Linked DNA regions of Homo sapiens: region 1 is linked to region 2. The links are chromatin contacts, found by Hi-C or POLR2A ChIA-PET in ENCODE. All regions are on one chromosome and are shown on one strand. The core of a region is the stretch at or near the end of the contact, and the rest is flanking DNA. Distances in the headings are between cores, read along the strand shown. Region 1 has its middle 7.1 kb from the start of TMEM183A. Region 2 overlaps PPP1R12B (protein phosphatase 1 regulatory subunit 12B).

Region 1 (4,412 bases), core at 68-2,567, 520 kb after region 2:
AAAACACAATGTGGTGCATACATAAAATGGAACACTATTTAGCAAGAAAAAGAGATGAAGTTCTGATTCATACTACAGCGTGAATGAAACTTGAAAATTCCCAGAGCTCTCAGCTAATTATAGTAACTGCAAGTAGAGTGTTTATAGCTAGCATGGAACTCCATTTTTTTTTAATCCTACAGAGCTCCTATGTTACCCAGGAGAAAGGAATGGAGCAGGTATTCCCTGATAGAGGAAACAGTATAAAGATACTAAGGATTAGACTTGGGTCTGGCCCCCAAAATTGACTGGATCATGAAGTGTGGGATTATGAAGCTGAGGAAGATTGTGTTCACCCCCCAACTCATTCTGGTCTGCCCTTGGGACGTGGTACTTGATCAAACCTCTTCAGTTAATAGCAATTCCTTCTTACCTGGCCCCATTGCATACTAAGTCCTGGCCATGCCCCTTATAAGTTAGCAATCTGATTCCCAAACTTTGTTTTGTTTTGTTTTGTTTTTGTTTTTTTGAGACGAGTCTCGCTCTGTCGCCCAGGCTGGAGTGCAGTGGCGCGATCTCGGCTCACTGCAACCTCCTCCTCCCGGGTTCAAGCGATTCTCCTGCCTCAGCCTCCTGAGTAGCTGGGATTACAGGCACCCGCCACCATGCCCAGCTAATTTTTGTATTTTTAGTAGAGACGGGGTTTCACCGTGTTGGTCAGGCTGGTCTCAAACCCCTGACCTCGTGATCCACCCGCCTCGGGCTCCCAAAGTGCTGGGATTACAGGCATGAGCCACCATACCCGGCCCAAAACTTTGTAAGGCTAATAATTTGCAAAAGCAAAAACAGCATTTATCTGGACTGATGCCCATCTTAAACAGAGTGGAATAGGGAACACAGGTTATAGAAGGAGAAAAAAGAGCATTGTCACCGTGAGAGTAGCCAGAGAGATAATGAAGAGAGCTAAAAAAATGGAGTATCATCGTAAAGATGATTTCAAGAAGGATGAGATCTCATAGAAATATAAGAAAGAGAATGTAGAAAATGCAATGAAGAGGTCACTGGCTACCTTAAGAGTAGTTTCAATGGACAGGTGAATTTTGAAGCCCGAGTCTGGTGACACAAGAATTGTCTAGGTGCTGAAGAAACAAAGACAATGGGCAAAAGGTGTTCTTATTAGTCATGGTAGATAGAGGAGGGAACAGTGTTTGTCATGGAGGTTTTCAGGACAGAGTAGACTTGTGCATGTTTGTAAATTAGAGAAAGGAGCCTATAGGTGGGAAAAATATGTTCATTTCTGTAATTCCTGATGTGCAAATTTTTGTAGACTCAATTATCACGTACTGAGGCTATACTGCCCTCTTGTGGTGCAGAGTGCCCAGAAACTTTATTCTAAATTAGAAGTCTGCAAACTTGCTGTAAAGGGCCAGACGGCAAATATTTTAGACTTTGAGGATCATTCGGTCTTTGTCATTATTACGCCTTGTAGAGTGAAAGGAGCCACAGATAGCTCTTTGAGGAAGACCTGGTCCCAGCTGTACCGGAACTCTGGTCCACCCGCTCCTGCAACTGACTCGCCGCTGTTCACTCTCCAGAGGAAATCATGCCACAGACGCAGCTTTTAACAACATGAGAAAGACATCCCTGGAACCACAAGTTAATTCACTGAATTAGAATTACCCTAACCGGCCAGGCGCGGTGGCTCACGTTTGTAGTCCCAGCATTTCGGAAGGCCAAGGCAGGTGGTGGATCACTTGAGCCCATGTTCAAGACTAGCCTGGACAATATAGAGAGACTCTTTCTCTACAAAAAATACAAAATTTATTCGGGCGTGGTGGTGCGCACCTGTGGTCCCAGCTACTTGGGGGGCTGAGGTGGGAGGATCTCTTGAGCCCAGGAGGTCGAGGCTGCAGTGAGCTGATATCGCGCCACTGAACTCCAGCCTGGGCGACAGAGCGAGACCCTGTCTCTGAAAATAAAATTACCCTAACTAGCTGCAACCTGACATCCCTGGAGAAGATGTGTGCTGACTTGATCAAAAGTGCAAAGGAAAATAATCTCAAAGTGAAAGGACCATTTTAGATCCCTACCAAGATTCTAAGAATCACTAAGAGAAAAACTCCTGTGGTGAAGTTTGTTTAAGACTTGTAAGAATCCAAGATAAATCCCCATAAGAATCCACAAGCGACTCACTGACTGACACAGAACTTCTGAATTGCTAAATTGATTACTTTCATCAGTATTGAGCCAGCTGTTGAAGTCACCTCTGCACAGGATTAATCAATTTTCTTTAAGTGATTATCAGTTGGTTAAAAAAGAAAAAAAGTAGCCACAGATAATACATAAATAGGTAGGAGTATTTCAATAAAACTTTATTTACAAAAAATATGTAGGGGTCAGATTTGGCCTGCAGCCTCTGGTTTGCTGGCCCTTGATCTAAACCTGTGTTCTCAATATTTGGACGGAACATTAAAGTCATCTGGGGATTATTTTTGTTTGTTTTTAAGAGAATAACTCCTGGTCTTGAAGGATCCTCCCTCCTCAGCCTCCAGAGTAGCTGGAACTACAGGTGTGGCCCACCAGCCTGGCCCTCTAGGGATTGTTTTAAAATAATGCGAGTGCCCAGGCTACACCTCAGACTGATTGAATATGAAACTTTGGGTGTAGGGCCAGGTCACTAGTACTTTATAAAATGCCACCACCAGGGAGGGAGTCCATTGTGCAGTCATGGCTGAGAGCTACTGATTCAAATGAATATGCTTCTAGTTTTAAGTGCAGCCCACCTTTATTGAGTGCTTATTATGTGCCAGGTGCTGAGCTAAGAGCTTTCCATATATTGTATTATCTCATTTAATCCTTAAAGCAACTCTATGAATTGGGAATCATTATGAAGCTCATCTTATAGATAAGGAAACTGAATTTTTGTGAGATTAAGTAATCTGCTCCAGGTTATGTAGCTATTAAGAGAAGAACAGTGATTGAAACTGAGAACATCTGCCTCTAGAGCCTGAGCTTCCCAACGCTAGGCTACTCTATTTGTTACTATTATTTTTAACTGAAAACCACTGAGAACTATGTGAATTGAACTATTTGTATCATATACTATATTTTATTTTTAAAATTTATTTTATAAAATAGAGATGAGGTCTCACTATGTTGACCAGGCTGGTCTCAAACTCCTGGCCTCAAGCAATCCTCCTGCCTCGGCCTCCCAAAGTATTGGGATTACAGGTGTAAGCCACCACACCTGGCCATATACTATATTGTATTTTATTTTTTGCTTTTGAGACAGTCTCAGTCTGTCACCCAGGCTGGGGTGCAGTGGTGCGATCTCCTGGGCTCAAGTGATTCTCATGCCTCAGCCTCCCAAGTGGCTGGGACTACAGATGCCGGCTACAATGCCCGGCTGATTTTTGTATTTTTAGTAGAGATGGGGTTTCACCATGATGGCCAGGCCGGTCTTGAACTCCTGACCTCAGGTGATCTGCCGGCCTCGGCCTCCCAGAGTGCCAGGATTACAGGCGTGAGCCACCGCGCTCGGCATCAATATACTATATTTTAAATAAGGTGGGTAAAGTTAATCACAAGCAATTTTCCCTAGATTTAATAAATGCAATAAATGCAGTTTTTCTAGTGCCACAGCTGTTTTTTTTTTGTTTTTTTTTTTTTTTTTGAGATGGAGTCTCACTCTGTCACCAGGCTGGAGTGCAGTGGCGCGATCTTGGCTCACTGCATTCTTCTTATGAATCAGATTCTTCTCAGATCTTTTCCACAGCTTTAGCACATCATAGAAATTCATTGTTTAAGTACGCTTTCAGTTTGTTTTCTGTTACAGGTTTTCTCTTAGTTTGACTCCACGTGTACTAACTGTTACACGCATCTGTATAAGAGACCACCTGAGCAGGCTTAGTGTGAGCAACAAGGCTGTTTATTCACTTGGGTGCAAGTGGGCTGAGTCCGAGAAAGGAGTCAGCGAAGTGTGGTGGGATTATCATTGGTTCTTATAAGTTTGGGATAGGCCGTGGAGTTAGGAGCAATTTTTGTGGGCAAAGGATGGATGTTACAAAGTACATTCTCAAGGGCGGGGAGGATGTTACAAAGTACATTCACAAGGGCAGAGAGGACGCATTGTCACAAGGGCAGGGAGGAATGTTACAAAGTACGTTCACAAGGCGGAGGGGGAGACTGTATTGTCACAAGGGCGGGCAGGAGCGTTACAAAGCACATTCACAAGGATAGGGAATATCACAAAGTACATTATCACAAGGGTGGGAGAATGTCACAATGCCTTGACCATGGTGTGGCCAGCTCAGAGGAACTTACACTTAGACTACTAATATTAATCAAAGGCAAAAGTTCAGTATGACTCTTTTAATCTTAGAGGCAGTATAAGACAGTGGTTTTTATTTTTATTTCTTATTCTTATTTATTTA
Region 2 (3,965 bases), core at 807-3,306:
ATGAAAATGTAAAACAATGCCACTCTTCTAATTTTTTGTTTTGGAAGATATAGTTTTTTTAATAAAAAAAAATTGATGTTAAAATGTATTAGGGCTATTATTTTCTTTTTATTTTAAAATTTATTTGACACATTACATATTTATGGAGGTACAGTTTGATGTTTTGATGCATATCTGTGTTGTATAATGATCTAATCAGAGTAGTTAGTATATTCATCATCCATGCATTTATCATTTCCTTGTGGTAAGAACATTCAAAAGCATCTCTTTTACCTATTTTGTAATATACAATATTTTGCTTTTAACCATAGTCACCTTACTCTGCAATAGAACATCAGAATTTATTCCCCCTGTCTAATTATAACTTTGAACCATAAACCAACCTCTCCCCATCCTTCTCTCACCTCTTCCCTCCCCAGTCTCTGGTAACCACTGTTCTACTCTCTGATTTTATGATATCAACTCCCCCCACCTTTTTTTAGATTGCACATATTAGTGAGATCATGCAGTATTTTTTTTTTCTGTGTCTGGCTTATTTCACTTAACCTGATATCCTCCAGGTTCATCTGTGTTGTTGCAAATGACAAGATTTTATTCTTTTTTTTTAATGGATGGATACTGTTCCATTCTGGATATACACATTTTCTTTACCCATTCTTCCATTTTTGAGGACTCAGTTTCATATTTTTGTTAACGTAAATAGTGCTGCCATAAACACGGTAAGGCAGATAACTCTTCAATATACTAATTTCCTTTCCTTTGGATGTGTACACAGTAGTGGGATTGCTGAATCATATGGTAGTTCTATTTTTACGTTTTAAAGGAACCTCCATACTGTTTTCCACAATGGCTGTACTAGCTTACAGTCCCACCAACTTGTGTAAGTGTTCCCCTTTTCTTCACATCCCTGCCAAAACTGGTTTTCTTTTGTCTTTTTGATAATGGTCATTCTAAGTGGTGTGAAATGGTACCTATTGTGGTTTTGATTTTCATTTCCCTGATGGTTTGTGATGTTGACCATTTTTTCATATACTCATTAGCCATTTGTATGACTTCTTTTGAGAAGTAAATGTCTGTTAAGGTCTTTTGCCCATTTTTAAAATCAGGTTTTTGTTTTTTTGTTTTGTTTGCTGCTAAGTTCCTTATATATTCTGGATATTAACTCCTTGTCAGATGTATAGTTTGCAAATTTTCTTTCCCATCCTTTAGGTTGTCTGTTTACTCTGTTTAATAGTTTCCTTTGCTATGCAAAAGCTTTTTAGTTTGTTGCAATCTCATTTGTCCATTTTTGCTTTTGTTTCCTATGCTTTTGAAGTCTTATTTAAAATATCCTAGCTTAGCCCCATGTCATGAAGCATTTCTCCTATGTTATCTTCTAGGTAGTTCCATAGTTTTGGGTTTCCATGTTAAGTCTCTAATCTACTTTGAATTGATTCTTGTATGTGGTGAGAGGTAGGGATTTACTCTCATTCTTCTGCATGTGGATGTCCCACTTTCCCAGCAGCATTTATTGAAGAAACAGTTTCTCCCCTAATGTGTGTTCTTGGCACCTTTGTCAAAAATCAGTTGGCTTTAGGTGTGTCAATTTATTTCTGGGCTTTCTATTCTGTTCCATTGGTCTACGTGTCTGTTTTTATGCCAGTACCATTCTGTTTTTGTTATTATACATTTGTAGTATATTTTTAAGTTATGTAGTGTGATGCTTCCAGCTTTCCACTCAGAATTGCTTTGGCTATTCATTTTTTTTTTCTGGTTTCCTATGAATTTTAGGATTTTGTTTTATTTCTATGAAGAACACCTTTTTTTTTTTTTTTTTTTGACATGGAGTCTTGCTCTGTCGCCCAGGCCAGAATGCAGTAGGCGCAATCTTGGCTAAGATATTAACAAGAAATTACAAAAGATAGAGAACTGGAAAGATAAACCTATGGAAGAGCTTCTAAGAGAAGCCCAAAAAGTATATGTAAAAAGAGAGAAAGACTGACAGAGGGAACAGAGGAAGTCTGTGCCCAAAATCCCAGTGAGTAGTTTGGTGGGAACGACGGTTACAGAACAGGTGACTCAGGATGACTCAGGTCAGAGCAGGTGATAGAGGCTAGGAGGGGGTTGTTTACTGAAGCTAGAGGCAAGAGGGTGAAGAGAACCAGGAAGTTAAGCTTTAAAATGGAGAATAGAGAATAAGAGAGCTGAATATACTGGCATACTGATTCTTTGAAGAGAAACTTGGAGTTCACTACATTTAACACCTACTGTTATAGTATTGCAGTCTATCTCTCCCTTTACCTCTAATAATATTTGCTTTATATATCTGGGCGCTCTGGTCTTGGATGGATGGATGTATTTATAGTTTTTATATCCTCTTGCTTAATTGTACCCTTTATCAATGTCTGATGACCTTCTTTGTCTTCTTTTACAGTTTTTGACTTAAAGTCTGTTTTATCTGACATGGTTACTCCTGCTCACTTGGTTTCCATTTGCATGGAATATCTTTTTCCCTCCCTTTACTTTTATTCTATGTTTGTCTTTAATGGTTAGGTGAGTCTGTTTTAGGCAGTATATAGTTGGGTCTTGTTTTTAATCCGTTCAGCCACTCTATATCTTTTAATTGGATAATTTAATCCATTTATATTTAAGGCTATTATTGATAAAGAAGGTCTTACTCCTGCTATTTTGTAAATTTTTTTTTCTGGTGGTTTTATAGATCCTTCGTTCCTTTCTTCCTCTTTTATTTACTTCTGTGGTTTGGTGGTTTTCTGTAGTGCTGAGCTTTGTTTCCTTCCTCTTTCTTGTTTGTGCCTCTGCAGTAATTTCTTTCTTTCTTTGTGGCTACCATGGGGCTAACATTAAAAGTCTTATAATAGAATGTTTTAAGCTGATAGCAACTTAACTTTGGTTGCATTAAAATACTCTAGACTTCTCTCTTTTGTTTCTGTAATTTACTTTTTTACCTGTGATTGTATTCCTTAGCTACTAATTGTAAGTGTCACGGGTTTTGACCATTTTGACTTTAAACCTTCGTACTAGAGGACTGAGAGACTTACATAGCACCATTAAATCACTGGGCTAGTCTGAATTTGATTTATGAATTTACCTCTATTGGTGAGTTTTATACTTTTACATCTTTTCATGAAAATAATTATAATCTTTTATTTCCAGTTATACCATTCTCTTAAGTATTTCTTGTAAGGCTAGTCTAGTGGTGATGGGTTTTTCTCAGCTTTTGCTTGTCTGGGAAGGTCTTTATTTTTCCTTCATTGGTGGTTGATAGCTCTGCTGGATATAGTATTCTTGGCTGACAGGTTCATTTTTTTCCCCCAAACACTCTGAATATATCATCTCATTCTCTCCTGGCCTACAGGATTTCTCCTGAGAAATCCAGGGGTACAGGGCTGCTGCTTGACCAACTATCAGGCCAAGCATGGGTACAGCAGGGCCACACAACCCTGCAGTGGTCTGTCTTTGGGGCAGGGCTGCTGCTAGACTGGCTGTCAGGCACAGTGGTGTGTGGCCACAGCAGGGCTGGGTGGTTCTGCAGCGGTCTGAGGGATGGAACCACGGTAGAACTGGTTGTTGGGCTGGATGTGGGTGTGCATAGGTTCAGCTGGCCAGCTAGCTGTGCAGTGCAGGTATGTACCGGTGAGGGGACTGGCCAGCAGTTAGGCAGTTTCCCCCCTGTGCAGCTTTGGCTGTTCCTGGGGTTGGGAGGGTAGTGTGCCACATGGGTTCAAGAGCAGAGGTCTCAGTTGTTGCATCTGGCTAGGCTTCAGGCAGCTAGGATTGTAGTGCTACAGGTGCCTGTGTGAACATGATAGAGTGATGGCAGGGCTACAGGAATGGAGAAAGTCCATTCCTGTACTGGACTACAGGGAAGGGCACATTCTAGTAGTAGGTTCAGTTTCAAGATGGTGCTGAGTAGCAGCAGCTTAGGATGTGAGGGTGGGGGGCAGGGGGTGCTCAAGGTGAGCTCC

What was found. Hi-C counts contacts between places; a loop is a spot of excess contacts on that map. ChIA-PET counts read pairs that join two places held with the same protein, here RNA polymerase II (POLR2A).
Region 1: a map with no recorded cell type shows a loop between it and region 2 (2.0-fold over the local background). The contact joins two enhancer-like sites. A Hi-C loop is called at or near these places in 1 of 168 maps with a recorded cell type or tissue (endothelial cell of umbilical vein) and 1 of 37 single-sample maps with no recorded cell type. POLR2A ChIA-PET finds 5 or more read pairs at or near these places in 4 of 52 experiments (B cell, PC-9, Panc1 and 1 more).

The regions. Positions count from the first base shown.
Region 1 is chr1:202,998,099-203,002,510 of GRCh38, forward strand. It overlaps the pseudogene MGAT4FP and the pseudogene RPS20P8. Among named protein-coding and RNA genes, the nearest start is that of TMEM183A, 7.1 kb to the right of the region's middle. Within about 2 kb of position 1,318, at least 3 of the 41 ENCODE cell types and tissues checked have a DNase peak (open chromatin) inside an H3K27ac peak, as active enhancers do.
Region 2 is chr1:202,481,480-202,485,444 of GRCh38, forward strand. All of the region lies in intron 13 of PPP1R12B (protein phosphatase 1 regulatory subunit 12B), which reads left to right. Among named protein-coding and RNA genes, the nearest start is that of PPP1R12B, 130 kb to the left of the region's middle. Within about 2 kb of position 2,057, at least 7 of the 41 ENCODE cell types and tissues checked have a DNase peak (open chromatin) inside an H3K27ac peak, as active enhancers do.